Linked DNA regions of Homo sapiens: region 2 is linked to region 1. The links are chromatin loops, found by intact Hi-C in ENCODE. Cell type or tissue: adrenal gland. All regions are shown on one strand. Links, peaks and the distances in the headings refer to the core of each region. The heading gives the core; the rest is flanking DNA. Region 1 has its middle 12 kb from the start of MYOC. Region 2 has its middle 17 kb from the start of METTL13.

What was found. A loop is a pair of places that touch in the nucleus more often than their neighbours do. Peaks named below come from ENCODE experiments on the same cell type or tissue, not always from the same donor. Only the 100,000 strongest peaks of a DNase experiment are listed, where the experiment ranks them.
Region 2: it touches region 1 in a loop (2.1-fold over the local background); 1 of 110 quality-filtered maps calls a loop at or near these places.

The regions. Positions count from the first base shown.
Region 1 is chr1:171,658,381-171,671,296 of GRCh38, reverse strand. It overlaps the pseudogene PFN1P1. Among named protein-coding and RNA genes, the nearest start is that of MYOC, 12 kb to the right of the region's middle. In adrenal gland, for the core only: no CTCF peak of the experiment used is centred there; no DNase peak of the experiment used is centred there; H3K27ac peaks cover 882 bases.
Region 2 is chr1:171,758,108-171,771,023 of GRCh38, reverse strand. It overlaps the pseudogene LOC391136 and the pseudogene LOC124900454. Among named protein-coding and RNA genes, the nearest start is that of METTL13, 17 kb to the left of the region's middle. In adrenal gland, for the core only: no CTCF peak of the experiment used is centred there; no DNase peak of the experiment used is centred there.

The DNA of each region.
Region 1 (12,916 bases), core at 1,536-9,535:
ATCTCGGCCTCCCAAAGTGCTGGGATTACAGGCGTGAGCCACTGAGCTCGGCAACTGGAGTCTTTTTAAAAGGAGAAATGTGAACACAGGCGCAGATACAGGGAGCATGCTATGTAAACATAAAGATAGCCAAAGAGACAGAACGGGAAGAGATCCTTCCCTCATGACCCTCAGAAGGAACAAACAGGTAGTGGTACAAGGCTGCTGCACAGCGAGCAGAGCCACGGTCCAGACGGCAGCGCGTGCCCCGAGCTCTCCGCTTCCCACCGCCCGCCAGCCCAGGCAGCCCGAGCCCAGCCCGCTGCCCCAGCAGCAGCGCCATGGCCGGGTGGACGCCTACATTGACAACATCATGACCATGGCCGGGTGGACACCGACATCGACAACCTTATGGCGGACGGGACCTGTCAGGACGTGGCCATCGTGGGCTACAAGGACTCGCCCTCCATCTGGGCCGCCGTCCCCGGGAAAACCTTCGCCAACATCGCGCCAGCTGAGGTTGGTGTCCTGGCTGGCAAAGACAGGTCAAGTTTTTTTGTGAATGGGCTGACACTTGGGGGCCAGAAATGTTCGGTGATCCGGGACTCACTGCTGCAGGATGGGGAATTTTGCATGGATCTTCGTATACCAAGAGTACCGGTGGAGCCCCCACCTTCAATGTCACTGTCACCAAGACTGACAAGACGCTAGTCCTGCTGATGGGCAAAGAAGGTGTCCACGGTGGTTTGATCAACAAGAAATGTTATGAAATGGCCTCCCACCTTCGGCGTTCCCAGTACTGACCTCGTCTGTCCCTTGCCCTTCACCGCTCCCCACAGCTTTGTATCCCTTCCCTCCCCATACACCATTTTATTTTGGGGGCCATTACCCCACACCCCTTATTGCTGCCAAAACCACATGGGCTGGGGTACAGGGCTGATGGCCAGACACCTTCCCCTACCCATACCCCTCCTCTGTGTGGTTGTAAAACTTTTTTGGGAGGATTGTTTTATTTTTTCTGAATAAAAAAGATTCTACAAAAAAAAAAAAAAAAGGGAACAAACCTTGCTGGAACCTTGATTTTGGATTTGTAGCCTTTGGAACTGTTGGACAGTATATTTCTGTTGTTTAAGCTACCCAGTTTGTGGTACTTAGTTATGGCAGCACTAGCAAGCTGATGTAAGTAGTCCAAAATTGAAGACAACCCAATGTCCACTAACCCATGAAAGGATAAGGATAACATATTATGGTACATCCATGCTGTGAAATACGGCTCATTAATACAAAGAAACGAACTACTTGTAAATACAACAACATGGCTGACTCTCAAAAGCACTCATGCCAACTGATATAAGCCAAAAACAAAAGGCTACAGTCTATATGTTTTTATTTATATGACATTCCAGAAAAGGCAAAACTGTCAAGACTAAAATAAGATCAGTGGTTGCCAAGGGCCGGTGACTAGGGAGAAGGAATTGGCTACAAAAAGGCACAAAGGAACTTTTAGGGACAAAGGAAATATTCTGTATTTTGATTACGGTAGTGGATACATTATTGTACATATTAGTCAAAACACATACACCTAAAACGGGTGAATTTTACTACATGTAAATAACCCTTCAATAAACCTGACTCCTAAAAATTATATTACAAAAAATACAAAGATGGAAGCCAAAATATCATATATTCTCATTATCTAAATATAATCACTATGAACATTTTGCTATATTTATATCTAGCTTTTATATAGATAATATATATTTAAAAGTGTAGGGTGGCATTGCATATCTAGTTTTATAATTTACTTATTTCATTTAACAAAATATTGTAAATAACAATATTATTCTGAAATTTTACGTCTATTTATTTCATAGGATATGGGTATGCTACAGTTTCTTCAACCAATACCCTGTTGTTGAAAACTGTGGGTTGCTAGGTTCAGTGGGTCACATCTGTAATCCCAGCACTTTGGGAAGCAAAGGCGGAAGAATTGCTTGAGCTCAGGAGTTCAAGACCAGCTTGGGCAACAGAGAGAGACCTTGTCCCTACTAAAACTTTAAAAAACAAAATCAGCCAGGTATGGTGGCACACACCTGTAGTCCCAACTACTTGGGATGCTAAAGTGGGAGGATCACTTGAGCTCAGGATGTCGAGGCTGCAATGAGCCATGATCCCACCACTGCACTCCAGCCTAGGCGACAGAGTGAGACTCTGTCTCAAACAAACAAACAAACAAACAAACAAACAAACACCTGTGGGTTTCCCTGCAGTGTTTTGCAATAATAATGCTTCAATCAATCTCTTTAAAGCTTAGGTGTTAATCTATAAAAATGGAATCATTATTTTTGTTAAACAACAATAGAGATATCATACATTAATATAAAATTATTAATTTAAAAAGTGATCCATTTCTTAATAGAATGTATCCCATTGCTATACTTTTTTTTTTTTTTTTCAGAGACAGGGTCTTAATTTGTAACCCAAGTTAGAGTGCAGTGGCCGGATCATAGCTCACTGCAGCATCAAACTTGAACTCCTGGGCTCAAACGATCCTCCTGCCTCAGCCTCCCATGTAGCTGGAACTACAGGCGCATGAACCACTGCCCCCGGCCCCCATTACTATATATTTTTGAGAGTTGTCCTCCTTTTGACATATACTTTCCTGTGGCAGAATTTAGAGAGGCTGAGTAGTATAGTGAAATAACACAGGTGCGGGAATCCTAGGACTTGGGTTTGTGCTGAGTAATGAGAAAGCACACTAGCTGTCTCATCTGTAAATATGTGAGCTTCTCTCTTGCCTATCTCCACTACAGACAGGCTGTAAATGCTGAATAACTGCTTTATCATTCTCCTTTAAAGTAAGGATGGCCAGGTAACACAGTTCTGGCCAATGAAAGGTCTGTTGAGAGGGCCAGGTGTGGTGGCTCACGCCTGTAGTCCCAGCACTTTGGGAAGCCAAGGCAGTAGGATTGCGTGAACCCAGTAGTTTGAGACCAGCCTTGGCAATATAGCAAGACCCCATCTCTACAAAAAAATTTTTTTAAATTTAGCTGGGCATGGTGGCATGTTTCTAAAGTCCCAGATACTCAGGAGGCTGAGGCGGGAGGATCACTTGAGCTCAGGAGTCCGAGGCTGCAGTGAGCTATGATCACACCACTCCACACCAGCCTGGGTGACAGAGTGAAGCCCTGTCTCTAAAAAAAAATATTAAAAAAAGAAAGTCTGTTGGGAAAGCTTTTGCCTTCTAATAAAAGCAAAGATGTCCTGGTGCCTGCTCCTTCCCTTCCTCCTTCTTCCAGTCGTGAACACAAGTGTAACATCTGGAGCAGCTGTCCTGCAACCATGAGGTGACATTCATGAGGGTAAGTGGCTAACGTGGTAAGAGTGGTGACGTGGAAGGTCTAAGAGGCCTGGATCCTTGAAGACACTGTTGGTCCTCCCACACCAGTCCCAGAATGCCACCTCCAGGCCTCTTTTGAATGAGGAAAACAACCTCCATCTGTTTAAATCAGGTTTTCTGTTACTTGTAGATGAAAGCATTTCCAGCTAATATACCAATTGTTGTGAAGGCAAATGAAGTATATAGAGGACAGTGCTTTATAAAATGGGAACCAACATGTACATTGCTGATCAACTAAATATAAAATTAATAGCATGCTGACTGGCTGGGCACAGTGGCTCACACCTATAATCCCAGCACTTTGGGAGGCTGAGGCAGGAAGGTCACTTGAGCCCAGGAATTTGAGACCAGCCTAGGCAACAGAGTGAAACTCCATCTCTATAAATTTAAAAAAAATAATAATTTTTTAAAAATGCTGTCTTTCTACTTGTGATCTGTTTTTTCTCTCCAAGCTTCTCATTCATCTAGCTTATATTACATTTCCTATACTCTTTCAACATTATTTTCAATTGTATAATACTGAGTGATTATTTTTTAAATGCATATAATTAAACCAGAATATTCGGTCATAATAGTTTTAAAAAATACAAAAATTTAGTTGTCTTATTCAGTGAGATGTTTTGTAAAACGGTACCATGCCTTTATCATTAAAGTGGGAGTAAGCGTTACACTGTCGGAAGCAAATTAGTTGTCTTATTCAGTGAGATGTGTTGTAAAACGGTACCATACCTTTATCATAAAGTGGGACTAAACGTTACACTGTCGGAAGCAAAGGTACAGTTGCCAGATCCACAAGAGTAAAGTCAAGCCTCTTCAGAAGAGTCAAATATCCCAAGTGACTGCTTCCAAGTGCATCATTTTCCTGAGCTAGGAATTCTCATTCCAATTCACTAGATGAGAAGTGTTAGAAACAAAGGTTGATAATGTTTTCAGGATACAGACCCCCACATATATTATAATTCATGTTAAACATGAAAAAGACTTGGAGCAAGTAACTAGCCCCTGAATCTTGGTTTTCTTACTTTTAAAAAGGGGATGTATACAGACTTACCCGAAAGGATACTATAAACATCATTAATTAATGTCAATAAAGCACTTGGGTGTTGTATTTACTGGGTGCTGGTCACACAGAAGCCTGGCTTCCACACCAGAAAGGCGTCTACCTCTTCATTGCTAGGCACAGCAGTTCAGACGCCCCATTTTTAAATTACCACCCATTGCATGAGCTTGGATAAAGCTCACTTTCTCATCTGTAAAATATTATGATAATAATAGTACCTACTTTATAAGAGTGTTATGAAAGATTAGTGAAGTAATCCTGGTAAAGTGCTCAGCATGGCTCCTGGCACAGGGATGTGCCTAATAAATGTCAGCTATTATTAGCATCATAACTTGCACCTCTTCTGCTCTGTTGGCTCTTTCCCTCTAGCATATAAACACCTTAAGTTTTTTCCATCTAAAATAAATAATATCCCTTAGATATTACCTTTTATTTTTTCTCCTTTGATTTATTTTTCTCTGGTCATATCCTCCATTTTGGCTTTGGCCACATACACATAGCCAATGTCAATGACTAAGGAGTCTGTAATATACACCTGACCAAGGTGCAGGAGCAAGGAAAGCATGTGGCATAGAAGAGGCGCATGAGGTCATGAGCCAGGGTGTCATCTGTTTAAATCTTGGCTCCGCAACTTTCTAGGTGTGTGACCTTGGGCAAATTTCTTGTCATCTCTGAAACTCAGCTTTCTCACCAATAAGCTAGAGATAAAAACATCTGCCTTGCAGGACTGCAGTGAGGTTAAAACGCATAATGCACATAAAGTACACAGCGCAATGAAAGGCACGGTAAGAAATAATTATCACCCAAAATATAAAGTTCATTGCAACTTGCAATCCTGTTGAGGTGAAAAGACTGATGCATGAAAAATGATTCAAGAGCAAGTTGAGAGGTGTCTGCCACCGTCTTTAAGAACAAAGACAGAGTGTGTGTTGAAGCCTTTGACTTCACTCAAAAAAATAAGTCATTAAAAAAACAACTTTGGGCCGGGCGTGGTGGCTTATGCCCAGGGTCTCCCAGCAGTTTGGGAGGGCAAGGCGGGGCAGATCACCTGAGGTCGGGAGTTCAAGACCAGCCTGGCCAACATGGTAAAAACCCACCTCTATTAAAAATACAAAAATTAGCCAGGTGTGCTGGCACATGCCTGTAGTCCCAGCTACTTGGGAGGCTGAGGCAGGAGAATCACTTGAACCTGGGAGGCAGAGGTTGTAGTGAGCAGAGATCGTGCCACTGCACTCCAGCCTTGGCAACAGAGCAAGACTCAGTCTCAAAAAAAATAAAATAACTTTGGATGCATTGAAAAAAGACTGAGCTGAACTCTGAAGAGTAAGTAGGCACCAGAAGTGGGAGGAAAGTGAGAAGCTGGAGAGCAGCATGAGGAAGATGGGCTTGTTTGGAGTCAAGGCTATTGTTTCAGGGAATCTTATTACCTTTCCAGGCTTCTAATTATATGGTGGGGGTGGAGGTGGTGATGGTGATAAGTGCCTCAAGTAGCAATTGGAGTAGTGATTTTGCATTCATTCTCTCATTTGAACCCTCTAACAACCCTATGTGGTAAACAGTGAGGTGATTATGACCCCTCTCACAGACAGAAAAAAATGAGATTCAGAAAGGGTAAATAGATTAAGGTTCTCCAGCTTACCCAAGTGGCAGAGCTGTGACTCACAGCTAGGTCTTCTGACTTTGAGGCCAGATGCCTTTCAATGAACCAGGGTTAGGATTCCATTCTCTAAACAATAGGGATCCACCCTATTGGGTTTTTTAAGCAGACAACTGAGAGGGAAAGCAGGGCATGGAGAAGATTAGCCTGGCAGCAGAGAGCAGAACTGAGGAGAGCCTCTGGGAGGCTGGGGGAGAAATGTGCTTGAGGTAGGAAATGCTGGGAGACATTCTGAAGGCAAAAACATCCAAACTCAGCAGCTGCTTATACATGAGGGCAAAGGAGAGGCAAGTCAACGACACTGGCTCTATGACCAGGGGTAAGATAATGCCATTAAAGGAGGTAGGGTACCTGAGAGGAGAAGTAGGTTTGGAAAGGATGTAAATAGAGCCGTTGGGGATGGGAGATGATCTGAGAAGAAGATACTGGCTTTGTGTTGAGCAGGACATTCAGACGGTGTTGAATCCTGAATTGGAATGCAAGTGAAGAATCCAAAGCCAGAAAATTAAATTTGGAGGTTGTAGTGGATGACATGAGAATAGGTGATGTGTTTTATCTATTCCTATATAACAGATTACACCCCAAACTTAGCAGATTAAAACAACAAGCATTCACTACCTCACAATGTCTATAGGCCAGGAGTCCTGCAGCAGCATAGCTGGGTGGTTGTGGCCCAGGGTCTCTCATGAGGTTACAGTCAAGGTACCTGGGCTGCAGGGGCCACTTCCGAGCCCACTCATGCTAATGTTGGCAGGAGGCCTTGGTTCCTTATCAGGAGGGCCTTTCCATGGGCTGTTTACAATGTGGCTTCCCCTCCAGTCAGTGATCCATCATAGGGAGAAAAGCCTGCGCAGCCCAAGAAGGAAGCCACAGTCTTTTAATCTAATCCCAGAAGTGGCAAGCTGTCACTTCTGCCAATGCCATTGGTAATACAGACCAACCCTGGTGTGATGTGGGAAGAGACTCACAGAAGAGTGTGAGTGCCAGGGTGTGGGATCTCTGAGAGCCAACTTGGAGGCTGTATACCACAGATGAGCTCTCAAGAAATTGCATACATTGTGAGAAAAGGAGGGATCTGTAGAAAGAGCACTAGGGCACCCACAGATGTGGATTAGAAAGAAGAAAAGAAGTCAGCTAAGACAGAGGACGAGCAATCAGAGGAGTGACTGGAAACCCAGGAATGACAGTGTTGCCACAACAAGAGGGAAGCAAGATTCCTGAAAGAGTGTGGAATCAACACTAAATGCTGCAGTGAGAGAAAAGCATATAAACTATTTTTAAAAATTTAATCCAAAGTTATATTTAACTTGGATCACATTATGTTCTTCGTTTATTTGTTTGTTTTTGTTTTTAGCAGATTTACCTTTTCAATTCAGTCTTGCTGGTGCTAATAGCAAAAATTATTCTGAATTTCCTGAGCACAGGCTGGCTAGATTCTGGGAGACGAGGAGCTCGGTAGGGAGCTAGCTGGACCAGAACTATAACCACAGATAATCTGCAATGCACACAGTTCCCAGGAGGATGCTCAGGGGCCACTGACATGAAGACATCTCCTGATTTTCCACATCGGATGTTATTTCACTTTTACGTAGGCCAAAGAGCCACAGAGAAGATAGCTCTTTCTGTTGAGATGATCCCCTCCCCTGCCCTGAGAATTGGATCTAACCTACCCGAACTGGATTTTTTAAAGGACACACTGTTCTCACGTAAAGCCAAATTGCTGACTTTGAGTGAGTGTGTGTGCTTGCCTCCTTGGCTGTCTCTCATCATTTAATTTTGCTAGTGGGAGATCACAGTTCCATCTTCAAAAACAAATTATATTGTAATGCTTTCTTAATTAAAAATCCTTTGAGTCATGCTTACTGAAATCTGTTACATGGATTTAACTGATCTGCAGGGAAGAGATTTTCTGTTCTCTGTGGAATTAAAGAACTCAGAAAGGAAATGAATAGATGAAAATGTTCCAGTCATGAAATCCCTCCCTTTAATAATACGTGTCACAATGAAGTATTATCTACTGGTAAGTTTACTTAACTTCAGTCAAATCAGAAGAAGTAACCAATTGCTCAGAGATCCCAGGCCCTGGGAAAAAGTTGGGTTCATACCCAGCTCCTATAGTTACCAACATTTTTCTTTGAGATGGAGAAACTGAATTTCCTTAACAGTAACGTGGAGAAAAATATGAACCATATAGTTGGGTGGTTGAAAGAATGATGGATATTATATGTGTCTTCACATGTGAACATATGTTTTAGGAACAAAAGACTATTCAATAAGGTAAAGCAATATTTTATCTATTTGTGAACTTTTCCAAAAGCCAAAAGGTTTTGCTTGTATGTCTTCACACTCCCAAAACCAGTCCACATTTCTGGCTAGGGACACTTTCCAACATATTACTCTTCGACATGGCACTCTCTGAGCCTCTGACTACCCCTCCACTGAGTACTGACCACTTAAATAATGATAGATTGAAAATAGTCTTGATTCCATACCAAAGATAGCAAGTGGATTATGCTTGGTCAGTAATTTATAAACTTTTAATGTATGAGAAGCTATTGTAAACATCAAAATATTTTACAGAACCCCTCTGGAGTACCTGTTAGGCTTTTAATATGTATCAATTGAAAAAATTTACGGCCGGACATGGTGGCTCATGCCTGTAATCCCAGCACTTTGGGAGGCCGAGGTGGGTGGATTACCCGAGGTCAGGGGTTCAAAACCAGCCGGAGAAACCCTATCTCTACTAAAAATACAAAACTAGCCAGACATAGTGGTGTATGCCTGTAATCCCAGCTACTTGGGAGGCTGAGGCAGGATAATCACTTGAACTTGGGAGGCAGAGGTTGCAGTGAGCCGAAATAGCACCATTGTACTCCAGCCTGGGCAACACGAGTGAAAGTCTGTCTCAAAAAAAAAAAAAAAAGAAAAGAAAAAGAAAAAAATGTATATTCACGCATGACCTGGGCAATAAAGGCTCCAGGCTCTAACACCTGCCCAAACGGAACGACTGTTCATCTTTTCTTCTCCCATCGGCCCCTGCAAATATAGTCTTTGAGTGCATTTAAGAAAGAAGTATATTTTTCTTTTTTGACACAAGCCATGAGAACTATTTTCTCATAGAAAAGTGTAAATGGTAAGGAGAATCCCAGAAAAAAAACCCATAAAAGCCTATTTTACCTATGCTATTGCTATATGGTCACCATGTACACTATTATTTTTCCTATATGTGAGTGAGAAGCGAAGCCCAAGTCATCAGGAAGTTGTCTCCATCTTCCCTTTAGCTCTTTTCACCCCACAACCTTTACCAACGACCTTGGAAATATCTTTTCCATGCCTAGCACAGTGTCAGGCACACAGAAGGCCCAAGCATGTTATTGAATGTCCCACACTTTTTACCTCCATGGTAAGAAACATACCGACTAAACATAGTGAGGAACAGATTACTTTTAGGCACTGAACTACAATTGCTGATTATCCTTTGCCTACCCACATCTCCTTCTAAGGGATTCTTCTTTGCCCATAGATCTTTCTGCTCTAAACAGGCCCTCATCCCCCTCCATAAAACATAATTTCATGCATCAAAGTTGAGTTTCTGTCCCAGGCCAGTGCTTCAGTTGCCTACTGGACAACTTCCTGCTGGTATGGTCACTTGAAAGAAGGAGCTCAGCCAATCAGCTCTCTTCTAAGAAGGGGTTTGGGAAACACAGAGGCTGGGTCAGTTAACAGAGGAAATGAGCTGAAAGGTCACATGCGGGGAGGTAGGCTCAGGGCTGGGGCAGCCATCAGGGACTACAGCTGAAGTCAGCAGCTAGATATTGGTGAAGAGGAGAATGAAGTTGATGCCGAGAAACATTCTGTAAACCAAAAATAAAATTCTAAGCCCCACAACTGGCTGAATGGGACCACGCGGATTCCAAAGAAACCTGAAAAACTAGTTCAGACCACAGGAAGGAGAGTCAGACATGCTTTATTATACCCTCCTCCCTTTAGAATTTAGACACAATTGACCAACATTAAAACAGATCTTAAGACCGACCAAATGAACTCTTTCTTTAACAATAAGATACCAAAATCCAACCTGACTCTAGTATAGCATCACATGACCAATAAAGAAGGAAATCAAAATATTTTACCCCAAAATATGTTTCTTTCCCATATTTTGAAATGACTATTTGCATCTGTAAAGAATCTCAATTAATGTAACTAGGTATTTGCCCTTCCAGGCCCTCTCAACCCCAAAGAGATTAACTAAATCTGGCACCATTTAAGGTCTGAAAAGAGATATTTATTATCCATTATCTCTTAAGCCTGCTACCTGGAGGCTTCATCTATAACAAGAACCTTGGCTTCCACAACCCCCCTTATCTTAACCCCAAGTATTTCTTTCTGCTGACTTCAACTTTAGGGAAAGCTTAACTCTTTTAACTAATTGCCAATCAGGAAATCTTTTAACTCTACCTACGACCTGAAAGCCAACCCAGTGTGTACCTCACACGTATAGATTGATGTCTTCTATCTCCCTAAAATGTATAAAACCAATCTGTTACCCAACTACCTTGGGCAAATGTTCTCAGGACCTCTTGAGGCCGTGTCATGGGTCATGGTACTCACATTTGGCTCAGAATAAATCTCTTCAAATATTTTATAGAGTATGGATTTTCTTGTCAACAAGAACCATGATGAGTGAGACTCTGCAGCTCCTAAGAGACAGGGAAAATAGTGGACTTGACCTTTTTTGAAAGGCCAGTTTCTGTTTTGGTTTTGGAGAATACTTACTATATTACACAAGGAGGTGTTTGGGTCATGGGTGTGGATCCCTCATGGCTTGGTGCTCTTAGGGATAGTGAGTTCTCACATGATCTGGTCATTTAAAGTGTGTGGCACCTCCCCCCAACCCACTCTCTCTCTCACTCCTGCTCCTGCCATGTGAGATTCCTGCTCCCTCTTTGCCTTCTGCCATGAGTGTAAGCCTCCTGAGGCCTCCCCAGAAGCAGAGGCTGGCGCTGTGCTTCCTGTGCAGCCTACAGAACTGTGAGCCAATTAAACCTCTTTTCTTTATAAATTATCCAGCCTCAGGCATTTCTTTATAGTAATGCAACAGTGGACTAAAGCCCCCTCCCCCGTCACACTCTTTCCCATTTCTCTAAAGAAACTTGAAACATTTCCCTAAAGAAACTCTGTACCTTGGAAGTAAGGTGGGAGAAGCTCTGTGCTGCACCTAAAGGAGATTACTGCCAGCAGCCTTCACAAAGACTCAGAATGAGTCTGTAGCTGCCCTCAGGTTGGCCCAAGACTCCACTAGCACCGGGTCTCCCCACAGCTGCTCATGGTTTCCACTCTGGTCCTGTACAGCATAGGACACATAATCCCACACCACAGGGCAAGCCCAAGGCAGATGTCCTGCATATGTTTGGGCAAATCTAGTCCTCAAGTTGCTAGTAAATAGATTGGGTGAAAGAAAAATATCTGAAGAGCCTCCATAAATTTTTTTTTTTTTTTTTTGAGACGGAGTCTCATTCTGTCGCCCAGGCTGGAGTGCAGTGGTGCCATCTTGGCTCTCTGCAACCTCCACCTCCTGGGTTCAAATGATTCTCCTGCCTCAGCCTCCTGAGTAGTTGGGATTACAGGCACCCGCCACCATGTCTGGCTAATTTTTGTATTTTTAGTAGAGTTGGGGTTTTGCCATGTTGGCCAGGCTGCTCTCAAACTCCTGACTTCAGGTGATCTGCCTGCCTTGACCTCCCAGAGTGCTAGGATCACAGGCATGAGCCACCACGCCCGGTCTAAAGTTCATTCTATTTTTTTTTTTTTTTTTTTTTAGATGGGAGTCTTGCTCTGCCACCAAGGCTGGAGTACAGTGGCACAATCTTGGCTCACTGCAACCTCCGCCTCCCAGGTTCAAATGATTCTCCTGCCTCAGCCTCCCAAGTAGCTGGCATTATAGGTGCACGTCACCACGCCCAGCTAATTTTTGTATTTTTACTAAAGACAGGGTTTCACCATGTTGGTCAGGCTGGTCTCAAACTCCTGACCTCAGGTGATCCACTCACCTTGGCCTCCCAAAGTGCTGGGATTACAGGCGTGAGCCACCACGCCCGGCCTAAAGTTCATACTTGAGGGCTTTCCTACAACAGCATAATATTTAGAAATTAGATGGCATTAGAAGGCTGTATTTCAGCTATATGATCGGCTATATATATAGTTACTGGGAAAATTGTCAGTACCAAAATGGAGTCACCTATATCAAATCCTAACAAAATAGAGTCAAGAGGCCTGGCGCGGTGGCTCACGCCTGTAATCCCAGCACTTTGGGAGGCTGAGGCAGGTGGATCACGAGGTCAGGAGATCGAGACCATCCTGGCTAACACGATGAAACCCCGTCTCTACTAAAAATACAAAAAATTAGCCAGGCATGCTGGCGGGCACCTGTAGTCCCAGCTACTTGGGAGGCTGAGGCAGGAGAATGGTGTGAACCTGGGAGGCGGCTTGCAGTGAGCTGAGATCGCACCACTGCACTCCAGCCTGGGCGAAAGAGCAAGACTCCGTCTCAAAAAAACAAACAAACAACCAAAAAACAAAATAGAGTCAACAGGCCAAGAAAATAGAGTCAAAAGGCCCTCACACATATATACCCTATAACAGGAACTGTGACAAAAGACTTTTCCAACTGAACTTTCCTGTTAAGCCACTTCTATGAAGACCCTTTCGTAGCCATAGCCAGTACCACCAATGAACAAACGTCACCACCTGCAATAAGTCCCTGTAACCAATAGTATTTGTTTCAAAACAGTTTATGTGGACTTCTCCTTTTTGCCTTTAA
Region 2 (12,916 bases), core at 2,393-10,392, 99 kb before region 1:
AAGTGGTCCATTAATTTCACCAGATTGCCAAAAGGGTTCTTGGTACATTTATATGTTAATTATGCACAGAGCCTGTTATGAGAAAAACTTGGGACTATAAGCCCTGCCACCCTGCTCCCCATTCAAATTAGGAAGGTGCCGAGAGAACAAAGAATGACTCGGACGTCCAACTCGACAAGTAGATGAGTTTATTAGGACTTACATGCAGGGCACTCCTGAATGGCTGCAGGAGAGCTCTAGAGATTCACAACTACCACCTGTCTTTAAGCTCCTTCTAAGCTAATTTTCTGGCTCTTTGCCTCCTGCATTTGAGCAATGAGACTTTTTCTTGGTAGGTTCTCAGGGATACCTGCTTCTTGGCTGGGCACCATAGCCGTGGCTCACCACCCAGGCTTCAGGGTTCAGACAGTAGACATATACCCTTAAATAACCTGATGACCTGGCTGGGCATGGTGGCTCACGCCTGTAATTCCAACACTTTGGGAGGCTGAGGCAGGCAGATCACTTGAGATCAGGAGTTTGAGACCAGCCAGGCCAACATAGTGAAACCCCATCTCTACTCAAAATATAAAAATTAGCCAAGTATGATGGTTCATGCCTGTAGTCCCAGGTACTTGAGAGACTGAGGCAATAGAATCGCTTGAACCTGGGAGGCAGAGATTGCAGTGAGTCAAGATCACGCCACTGCACTCCAGCCTGGGCGACAGAACAAGACTCCATTTCAAAACAACAAAAAAAACAACAAGATATCTGAGGACCCATCACATTACACAATTCCTCTCACACAATAGAAGATCCATGAATGATTCCTCATGATCATAAGAATTTATATTCTCATACTTTGTGTTCTACCTTGACTCTGTAATCATGTAAAGAATAAATTAGAAAGGCCAGTTTGGTTCTTAGGGAAACTATGTTTTTTTAAAAATCTTGTGAGCAAAAGACTTGTTGTTTCTCTTCAATTTTTCACCATGTGAAGAAAGTCTGAAATGTATCTGTTTAAGGTATTTTGCTGACATCATTCCATTCCTTCTAAATAACTACTCATATACCACTTGTGACTATAGCACCTAAGGCAAGGAAATATAATGGAGCCTCTGTGATTTGTGATGTCGTTTTAACTCAGTGAAGCATAACTATGACTGAGACCAACTTTTCATGGATTTTGTTTTAATGCTTCAAATGAATGTCAGCAGAGGATGTAGAATCTCCTCTGCTTATAAAAGAGTAAAAATTGAGAACATAAAAACATTCTCAACTCTAATAAAGGGAAACTGCAATGCTGAATACTCAAACTAATGCTGAATTATTTTATACTCAATATTTTATACTCAGTATTTAATACTGAAGAAATATCCAAACTTATTATGCTAAAAGACAGAGTCATATGATCAAAAGCCGAGAAAAAATAGACAATAGAAAGTAACCCACAGGTAATCAGTGTATTAGATTAGCAAACAAGGACTGACTAAAATGTTCAAGAAAATAGACAAAAAGATATAGAAATTCACCAGAGAATTAGAATCTATTTTTAACATAAGTTATGGAACCAAAAAAATTTACAATAACTGAAATTAAGAGGAGCCAGGAAAATCAAGGGCATATGGCAACAGCAACCACAGAGCAGATGGGGAAATGTCGTTATGCACATGGATGCTGACGCTGACTCAGCACATGTTTCAGCTGCATCTCTGGAACCCTGTGTCAGGCCGGAACCCTGAAATCTAATGCAGACTCAAAAAACTTGTGCACCCATTTTAAAAAAGAAAACTTTAAAAATGTAAACTCTGACATGTATATTCAAGAGTATCCTCCTAGTACTACATTGCAGTTAGTAGGTACCAAAACAAAGTTCTTTGTCAAGAGCAATTCTTCAAGAAGCACATGCCTGTGGTCCCAGCTGCTCAGGAGGCTGAGATGAGAGGATGCCTTGAGCCCAGGGGTCCAAGGCTGCAGTGAGCCATGATCACGCCACTGTACTCCAACCTGGGTATGGAGTAAGATCCAGTCTCCCCGCCCCCCACAGAAAAAATGTCAAAATGATTCTAAACCCAAGTACATTTTAAAATTTTCTATCATGACATTTTAAAAAATAGTTGGACAATTAGCTATTGCTCTATTTATAAAGGATTAGGGAAAAAATGATGGCACAGCAATTGCCAAAAAGCTTCCTTTAAAATTATTGCATAAGGGTGGCTGATACCGTTTGGCTCTGTGTCCCTTCCAAATCCCATGTTGAACTGTAATTCCCAGTGTTGGGGGAGGGACCTGGTGGGAGGTGACTGGATCTTGAGAGCAGATTTTCCTCTTGCTATTCTCATGGCAGTGAGTTCTCACAAGATCCGATGGTTTAAAAGTGTGTGGCACTCCCTGCTTCACTCTTTTCCTCCTGAAGACATGTTTGCTTCCCCTTTGCCCTTGTGCCATTATTGTAAGTTTCCTGAGGCCTCCCGGCCATGCTTTCTGTACAGCCTGTGGAACCATGAGTCAATTAAACTTCTTTTATTTATAAATTACCCAGTCTCAGGTAGTTCCTCATAGCAATGTGAGAACAAACTAATACAGTGACTATCACTGGGGCTGCGGCCAGATTTCCTACAGTTAATTTTATAATCGATACTTCAGACTTGGACCTGCCTAACATTAAAGCATACATTATAACCAATATTATGAATTCAGAGTCACAGAAAAGATGCTAGGGAGTTTTTTGGTTAAATAATTCCCTTTAAAAGTGGGGAGGGATTGGTCTTACACAAAATAACAACAAACCCAGAGCCAGAAGGAAAACTGCCTTATTATTGTTATTATTATTATTATTATTATTATTATTTCTTTTTTCTTTCTTTTCACATGTTTGCGGCAGGAAAACAAGGCAGCTCAGCTCATGGCAGTCCTGATGATGATCCCTGAGGGCTGATCTTGGCCTCTAGCCTTGGCTGAGGAGAAAAGGGGTGGCTTCTTATTAATGATCAAAAATACACATGTGATCTACCTCAGCATAGGGAAACTTGGACAGGTGACTTGGCAAGCCATGGATGATATTTAGAAAGCTATTGTTTGGTTAACTTTTAAAAAGAATCATTTTGCTTATTTATACTTTATGAGTAAAATACAAAGAGAAACTGTCTCCTGGAAATTGATCATGAAATTAAAATGCAACTTCAAGTGTACTGATGAGGTAGAATAATTGCATGAAATTCCAAGAGATATTTAAAGACAATGATATTGACTGGTAGGTTGAAAGTAACAAACATCCTCTCCTTTCATTTTTCTGTTTTATTTTTGTCACAAATTTTCATTGCTCATATTCTTATTTCCCCTTCTATTGTCTAGAAATCAATGTCAACAGGCCAAACTTTTGCTAACCAATCTATAATAATAAACAGCCTAGAGAAGAGAAGCAAATCTATAAAAATGAGGAAACTAAATATTTTCTTGTCTATAAGGCAACCAAGAGTATGCAAATATTATTTTACTAAGAGCTTATGATATTCTTGGAAGACAATAAGGAGGCAGAGATTATTTCCCCTGTTTTGCCTGGGAAATGAAGCCAGTATTGAAAAGGTGACTTGGTAAAGGTCATTAAACAAGCAAAGTGCTTCTGAGATTCCCATGCCCTGGGAAAGCTGAAACACTCTCCTGCTTTCACTTTCCTTGTTTTCTTTTTTTCTCTTGTCTTTTCCTCTCATTCAAAAGCAAACTTTAAAAAATTAGCATCAATTCAACAATATTTAGTGTGTGCTTGTTCGATACAAAGTATCATACAGGACAAAAAACGGTCTAAGACAGTCCTTGATTTAAAGGAGTAGTTAAAAATCACTGTTCTAGCCTGGATCTTCATAGCTGCTCAGCCGCTTGTTTACCATTTACCATGCATATTTATCTGCTAAGATAACTGTTTCAAAACTCCTTTTTCTTAAAGCTCCCAACTTCAACACTGCTCCTTTGACTCTTGACCTTGCTTGCCTTTTTTTTTTTTTTTTTTTTTTTTTTCAGATGGAGTCTTGCTCTGTCTCCCAGGCTGGAGTGCAATGGTGCAATCTTGGCTCACTGCAATCTCTGCCTCCCTGGTTCAAGCAATTCTCCTGCCTCAGCCTCCTGAGTAGCTGGGATTACAGGCGCCTGCCACCACACCCAGCTAATTTTATATTTTTAGTAGAGACGGGGTTTTGCCATGTTGGCCAGGCTGGCCTGGAACTCTTGAACTCAGGTGACCCACCCTCCTTAGCCTCCCAAAGTGCTGGGATTACAGGCGTGAGCCACCATGCCCGGCCTTGCTTGCCTTTTTTACTGAATATTTTGAAGCTACCTTAGGAGTTTTCTTAACTTCTCTATTTTCAAAATCTCTTTTACTTCCTTCCCTCTTTTCCCCAAGAAAGGATCCTCTAATCATCTTGCTAGAACTCATCTCCTATAGTCTCAAACACTGATTGTCCCACATTTGCAGGGTATCACCCCACCATTATTTCTTCCTCAATTTGCATTTTCAATCCTACTCTCCCAGTGGCCTCTTCTTCTCCATTAGTAAATATAAGTTGGTTATTTCTGATGTATTTCTGATGGTACCTGCCCCCAGTACCACTTCAAGCTGCAATGTACTGTGTCTTTTCCCTTACAATTAAATTTCTTGGAAAAGGAATCTGTAATCTGTAATTTCACTAACAAATAAACTTTTATAATATGGCTTTTGCTTCCATAATGTTACTGAAATACTTCGTGAAGAAAAATAAAAGCATGTGAGTCAACAAATCTAATAGCTTTTTCTAGTCTTTGTTCTCACCCTTCCCGGTTTCTCTGAAGTTTTTGATGCAATGACTACTCTTTCTTCATCTTCTTTTATACTGCCTTATCTTCATTGTTTTTCTCTCTACCACTCTGACCATTTCCCATTGACTGCTCTTCATCTTCCCACTGCTAAATACAGACATTCCTCTAGCTTTTGCCTTTTTCCTTACATACACTCTTTCTTAGATTCCTCTTCATAGAGATGATAACTGAAGCTGAGGATTCTCTTGCTCTGAGAATTCCAACAATCTCTCCAAAGAAAGTACATGTAAAGAAAAGGGCAGTATATTCTCACTTATAAGTGGGAACTAAGCTATGGGTACGCAAAGGCCTACAGAGTGGTATAATGGACATCGGAGACTCAAAAGCAGGGAAAGTGGAAGGGGAGTGAGGAATAAAAAAACTACGTATTGAGTACAATGTATACTACTCTGGTGACAGGTGCACTAAAACCTCAGATTTCACCACTATATAATTCATCCATATAACAGAAAACCACTTGTATCCCAAAAGGTGTTGAAATATATATATGTTATAGCTTTATATATATATGTATTATATATAATTTAAAAAATAAAGGGCAGACATTTTAAAATGTTTTTAATTGACACATAATAATTTTACATATTTATGGGGCACAGTGTGATGTTTCGATAAATGTATACGTTGTGTAAAAATCAACAAATCAAATCAGGATATTAGCATACCCATCACCTCATTTATCATTTCTTTCTTTCTTTTCTCTTTTTCTTTTTTTTTGAGATGGAGTGTCACTCTGTTGCCCATGCTGGAGTGCAGTGGCCCCATCTCAGCTCACTGCAACTGCTGCCTCCAGGTTCATGTGATGATCATGCCTCAGCCTCCCAAGTAGCTGGGATTACAGGTGCCCACCACCACTACTAATTTTTGTATTTTTAGTAGAGATGGGGTTTCACCATGTTGGCCAGGCTGGTCTTGAACTCCTGACCTCAAGTGATCTGCCCACTTTAGCCTCCCAAAGGGCTGGGATTACAGCCGTGAGCCGCCGCGCCCGGCCACATTTATCATTTCTTTGTGGTGAGAACATTCAAAATTCTCTCTTCTAGCTTTTTTGAAATATACAATATTGTTAACCATGGTCACCCTACTGTGACTAGAACACCAGAACTTACTCCTTCTAACTGTCACTTTGTACTTTTTGACTAATTGCTTCCTATGCCCCCATTCCCTTTCCCCTCCTCAGCCTCTGGTAACCACTATTCTATTCTCTACTTCTGTGAGATAAACTTTTTTAGATTCCATACATGATTGAAATCATGTTTGTCTTTCTGTATCTGGCTTATTCCACTTAGCATAGTGTCCTCCAGGTTCATCCATGTTGCCACAAATCCACTACTGGGTATATATCCAAATGAAATGAAATCAGTATGTGCAAGAGACATCTGTGCTCCCATGTTTATTGCAGCATTATTCACAAGCAGCATTATTCACAACAGCGTATAGAAGCAACCTAAGTGTCCATCAACAGATGAATGGATAAAGAAAATGTAGTACTTATACACAAAGAAATACTATTCAGCCTGTGAGGAGGAGAAGAGCTCCAGTTCCTTCAGGACCCTCCTGAGGGAGCACCATGGCAGCTTCAGGAGGACCTGGGGCAACATCCCGGGGAAGAAACAGCTCCTGTCTGTGGGCGCAGATGCTGAGGAGGAAACTTTGGTGTGGATTCTCTGGGGCATTTTTCCTACCTCGTCCATACATGTTGCTGTAATGACATGATTTCATGAATTTTTAAGGCTGAAGAGCATTCCATTATGTATATATACTGCATTTTCTTTATCCTTTCCTCTCTTCATGGACAGAATCTTGCCTCAAGAATATGAAAATGTTGTGGAGTCCTGATAAGTAAGCAACAATGAGGAAGGGGCCTCGGGTGGGGAAGGGCCCCAGGTGGGGAAGAACAATGAACAACTGTTCTGAGAGATGACCTCTATGTGCAGCCCCCTCTAGCACAACCCTATAAAACTTCCCTCCAGCCCCTGCCTTTTTGCAGACAGCCCTTCTCTGCTGTGCTACCTGTTGCAATCTTGCAATGTATTTTCATATTTTCTCTAATAAATCTGCCTTTCTTTACCTACAACTATCTTGGTAAATTCCTTTACCACCTGCGACACCAGCCCAGCCCCAGATAGTCACACCTGTGATGTTTTGGTGGCCCGTACAGGGACTGTTCGGGGACCTCTTCCCCTACTCACTCCCTTTCCTGTCCTCCAACTCTGACCTCTTGGTGACAGCATCCAAGCACCGAGACAGCTGAAGGTCCCCAGCCGGGGCCACTCCTCGGCAGACCAGAAAGTCCCTGTGAAAAGATGTCTGACCACCACTGCCTGATCAGGTAAGAGTTCAGAGTTTGCTTTCCTTTCCTGCCTTCCAGCAGACAAACTCTAGCATCCCTCTGGCAATTGATCACAACTGGCCAGGCCCACACCTTGGTGTAGCCTGAAGGCCAGAGGGTGAAAGACTTTGGCTGCCTTACCCAGAAGGGAGGAAGACCCTCTCCTATCCTTTCTGGTTAAAAGTCCCCAATCCCTTTGTGTGGCACAATTGGCACACATGTTTTGGGGAACTCAGACTCCCTCTTTCTCACTCTAAATTCTAAATTCTCCCATGAAGACAGCCAGACATCCTGCTCTGGATGTTCCCAAATCAGGTGATCTCAAGTGGCCTCAGAGCAGTGAGTGTCCCCATTCCTGTTCCTTCTCCAGGGCTGGCAGCAGGCTGTCTTTCTCTCTTTACCCTTTTTCCTCATGCCTGGGCTGATCACCCAGCATAAGGTGCCAGCGCTGAAAGGTCCTTTCTAATGGGGGTGGGATGCCCCTTTAGAAAGTGTACTTGTATCCCTCTGCAATGTAAGTGGAACCCTTTTCCTCAGCAGGATGCCCCTAAAGAAAGTGTGGTTCGTGTCCCCAGCAGACATTACCCTCCAGTGGCTCATTGTTTTCCAGTTCCAACATGGACAAACCCCATCTATTTATTCAGACTCACCTCTGGGCTACATCCTAAAACATTAAGACAAATTTAACTCTCAGACTCTCAAAAAGAAACACCTAATTTTTTTTTCTGGTTTCAACTTTTTAATAAGCTCTGTGAAGGACATCCTAAGCACTATATGAGACAAAACAATATTTTTTCTTCCAGTATTACAAAAAGACATTTGCAAACATTTTAAAGCGGCTCTTCTATATAATCAGTTTGGTTATCTGAATTAGAGAAAACCCCTAGATAATCATGTTCTTGATGCAGATTTCTTCTAGGTATATTTGGAAATTGCTTCCTAACCACAATAAACACTGTGTACAGGTTTTTTAAATGTCCCTGGATACACACTAATTTTCAAAAACCAGTCTGGTCAAATGTCAGAACCAATTATTGCTAGATCCAATAATCCTGACAGCTCAAACTAAAAAACTGGCAAAAAGAAAAATACTCCGACCCTACAAATGTTCCATAATTTGTCTTTAAATAGGAGAAAAAATTTTAAACAAAGATGGAGCTGTCTAAAAGATCTTTAACTAGCTACCTTGGGAGCTCAATTTAAAAACAAGAGGTTGATATACTATAAAATAAGATGTTTCAGTACAGCTCCAAAAACCTTTATAAATACAGCCATTTGGAAGGACAATCCTGGATCAGAAGAGCTATTCCTTGTGTATATTATGTGCACATGTCACATTTCAGTTGTCATAATTGCTTCTGTAATTTCCTTCTGAGTAGCAGTCATAACTACCCTGGCTTCTGACATTATAGTCTCTGGACTGTCCATATCCATATCTATACCCTCCAGGTCAACTGTCATACCTGCCACTCCCATAGTCCTGGTTCCCACCACCTCTAGAGTAGCTGTGACCACGCCCATGGGCCCCAAAGTCACCTCCTCTGGTTCCCCAGCAGACTTGCCTGCATGATCCACGCGGATCTGGTGACCATCCAGGGACTCTCTGTTCATGGCTCTCATGGCGTCTGGGTTGGTGATGGTGATGAAACCAAAACCCCTGGACCACTGAGTCTCCTTGACAATGACCACCTCAGAGACAGGCCCGAAGCTGCTGAAGTCGTCTTCCAGCACCTGCTCGTCGGTGTTAATGTTGAGCCCTCCCACGAAGATCTTTCCTTCTTTAGTGGACATGGCAGCGAGTTCAAGTCCTGGAAATTAAAACTTAAAAAAGCCAGACAGACAGTAAGCTCAGAGGTGCAGAAAAAATAGGGCACATCTAATTTTCTTGTGTCATATATTAACAGCATGGCCCCTTTGCAGGAAATTCTCAAATTAGCCTCCTCAGTCTTTTATAACTGAGAGCAGAATAAAAAGGACAGGGCTAACGGGAAAGAAAAACACAGAAAACACAAGGAGAAAAGGCAGGCTCAACTGCTGGCTGCTTTATGAGCCCCCAGCCCAGTCTGGGTTGCCCTCAGAATATCCTCCAGGTAACTGCCATCAGTGCAGAAGGCCAGGCCACTGAAAGGCAAACTGTCCCAATGGGACAAATGGGGAAAAGCCTTACACAGTTTGCCCCCTCGGCCACAAGCTTGGCCACTGGAAATGGGACTGCCCTAAGGGCTGAAGGGCCCCCAGGACAGAATCCCATCAGACACCCCTGATGGCCTTCTGCTGGGGTAGGGGTCTCTGCTCCAGCTGGCTTCCAAATCAAACATCATTATCAATAAAACAAAGCCAAGGGCAACTCTGGAGGCAGCAAGTAAAATTATAAATTTCCCTTTTGAGTTCAAAAGCTGTCTGTCATGGAGACACCTCCTCTACCCCTTTCTGGAAATAACCTTTTGCTTATATGGTAAAAACCTGGAAAATTACTATCTGGATGTTAACAGCCTTTTAGATTGGGTCACTATTGGAACTGGGTAGACCAATAAAAGAAAAAGGTTAAATTAAAAGAAGGATGCATAACAACAACATGGCTAGTCTCAGAAAGTTATCTTGAGCAGTTAAAATCCTTTGCAAGCTTGAAAATGCTTTAAACTCCTTCTGGAAAAAACAGCAGTCACCTTGTGCTGTAGATAAGTGGCTAAGGCTTTGCCCTCTCACAATGCGTTCAATTCTTGTCTTTCAATGTGAGTCCTTTGTGGTTTAATACTTGTGGTATTTTTGCCCTTTATTGATTCTTTTCCCCTCCATGAACAGCTTCTGATTTCCTGTCTTGAAATTTTCTTTTCTCTGAATTACCTTTGGGGCAATTCTAGATCTTGTAAATCACTGACCGTCTCTTTGGAGACAGCTCATGTGTCTGTGTTTAAGTCTTCTTCTGCGCCGGGCGCGGTGGCTCACGCCTGTAATCCCAGCACTTTGGGAGGCCGAGGCGGGCGGATCAAGAGGTCAGGAGATCGAGACCACGATGAAACCCCGTCTCTACTAAAAATACAAAAAAATTTAGCCGGGCGCGGTGGCGGGCGCCTGTAGTCCCAGCTGCTGGGGAGGCTAAGGCAGGAGAATGGCGTGAACCTGGGAGGCGGAGGTTGCAGTGAGCCCAGATAGCGCCACTGCACTCCAGCCTGGGCGACAGAGCGACACTCCGTCTCAAAAAAAAAAAAAAAAAAGGCTTCTTCTTAGTTAAGGCTTACTAATATCATGTTATAAATTACCTTTAGTAAAAGATTCAAAAGCCAGAAATACTAGCCATTTGTCCTGACTGAAATCTGGTAATAGTTAGAAATCAACTTAAAGCTTATATTTGGTCTGCATGTGTACAGATATTGGTTTTTAAAGCCCCTGCTTTTGCTCTAAAAACTTCTCAGTTGATAGAATTTTGTCTTAATTCTCCATTTCTGTCTGTGTATTTTTATGTGTTTATATAAAAGAATTCTAATTGGCTTAAAGAAAAATAAGCACTTAAACATATTGTCAGAAAAATAAAAATTTAATGCCTTTTAGGTCACGTGACTCTAATACGACTCTTTTAAAAAGCCAGTTTAAAGATTATTGGTAAGGTAAATAAAAGATGTCTTCAAAGTTCACACACTTAAACTAAATTAGGCAGTCAGATACTGTTTGTCAGATGCTTTAAGGCCATAAACTGCTTCTATGACTTTTAATAATTGACTTGTTTGTTTTATAGCCATTAGATTCTAGGTAAGGCCTGGGGACATATGGTGTTAGCCTGGTCCCCTGGCTAGTCTGGAAAGAGTCAGACATTATCTGCAGCTTGTCCTGAGTTCTGCAATCTTATACATGGTTAAAATTACTCATGAGGGCCAGGCACCGTGGCTCATGCTTGTAATCCCAGCACTTTGGGAGGCTGAGGTAGGGGGATCACGAGGTTAGGAGTTTGAGACCAGCCTGGTTAACACAGTGAAACCCTGTCTCTACTAAAAATACAAAAATTAACTGGGCGTGGTGGCGGGCACCTGTAATCCCAGCTACTTTGGGGGCCTAGGCAGGAGAATTGCTTGGACCAAGGAGGTGGAGGTTGCAGTGAGCCGAGATTGTGCCATCGCACTCCAGCCTGGATGACAGAGCTAGACTCCGTCTCAAAAAAAAAAAAAAAAAAATTACTCATCAGGTTTTTCACCAAAAATAAAAGTTGCTGAGAGTTAACATTGTAACATGTACTTGAGACTGCTGGAGAAACAGTTTACATGAAAAGTATAGAAGGAAAGTAGAATATGTTTTTGGTGGGAGGTTATAAGGAGGCATGGAAATAGGCCGGGCATGGTGGCTCACACCTGTAATCCCAGCACTTTGGGATGCCGAGGTGGGTGGATCACGAGGTCAGGAGATCTAGACCATTCTGGTTAACATGGCGAAACCCCGTCTCTACTAAAAATACAAAAAATTAGCCAGGCGTGGTGGCAGGCGCCTGTAGTCCCAGCTACTTGGGAGGCTGAGGCAGGAGAATGGCGTGAAGCCTGAAGGCAGAGCTTGCAGTGAGCCGAGATTGCGCCGCTGCATTCCAGCCTGGGCGACAGAGAGCGACTCCATCAAAAAAAAAAAAAAAAAAAAAGAAGGCATGGAAATATGGCTTTTGTTAAAGGGAATGTAATTTTGTCTTGCTCAGAGGTTTTAAGGATTGGCCTAACCTACAGGAGTAATGGAATAAAACTGAAGGTTTAAGCAAGTTAGATAGTAAGTTGTGGAGGGCTGATCTTGTAAAAAGGTCTGTGGGTATAAAAAAGCTGGCTAAGATTTGAAGGGAATTATTCAGTTTTCCCATAGGTTGAAAATTGAAATAAAAGCACACTAATGCAGGTCCAGAATCTGGGCCCGTGTGTCCAGATAATAGTTTTCTTAGATAATTAATCTGCTGTTTAACAGAAAACGATAAAGGGTTATAAGAGGTTTATGGAAATCTTACCCTATGGTCAAGCTAATAAAGATTGGACAGATTTGTTTATAAGGTTTTGCTAAGAATTGGATTTAACATTAATAGAAAACTAGTACAAAGATGCAATTTGGCTTTCTCTTTTAGACAAGATTTTCATGTAATATAAACAAAAATGAAAGAATTTTGTTTTCCTTTTAAATGAATGACAGAAAAAGGAGGGAAGAAAAAGGAGACAGATTCAGTTGTCCTCATGCTGTCTTTATTGCAGCCTGTTTTGAAAGCTAAGTCTCCCCTCTATCAGCGAGTAAAGATTTTTGCCTTTTAAAAATTTTGGACTTATCATTTTGGCTAAATGACTTATAGTGACTCTGTACTAATCTCCTTCTCTAAACAACTCTCCTCCAAATCCTGTTGGGTAATGGGAACAAGCGGCACCCTCTCCCTCCAAAAGAAAAAGTCACACCCCTTTATACTATGTAAGGGATCAGTTACCATTTTCCCTCCATGCCCTGGTAATATCTAAATACCCCACACTCCTTTGGGGCAAAAACATACTTTCCAAGATGTGTGCCTGCTTAATATTTGCCCAGCCTCTGAATTCACCTTTCCTTCTAGTAGCCCCATTTCTCCTGGGAAAGCTACCTAAATCTTTAACAAATAACTTCAACCTAGATAGTCTTATCTCAGGGGTTTAAAATAGCCCATACTTATTCAGACATGCCCTAGCAAGAAAGCTAACTGAGTAATCTCTTGATGGAACAACTTCTACAATATATAAATAACCTCCTCATTTGCTTCCCTTCCACAGAACTCACACA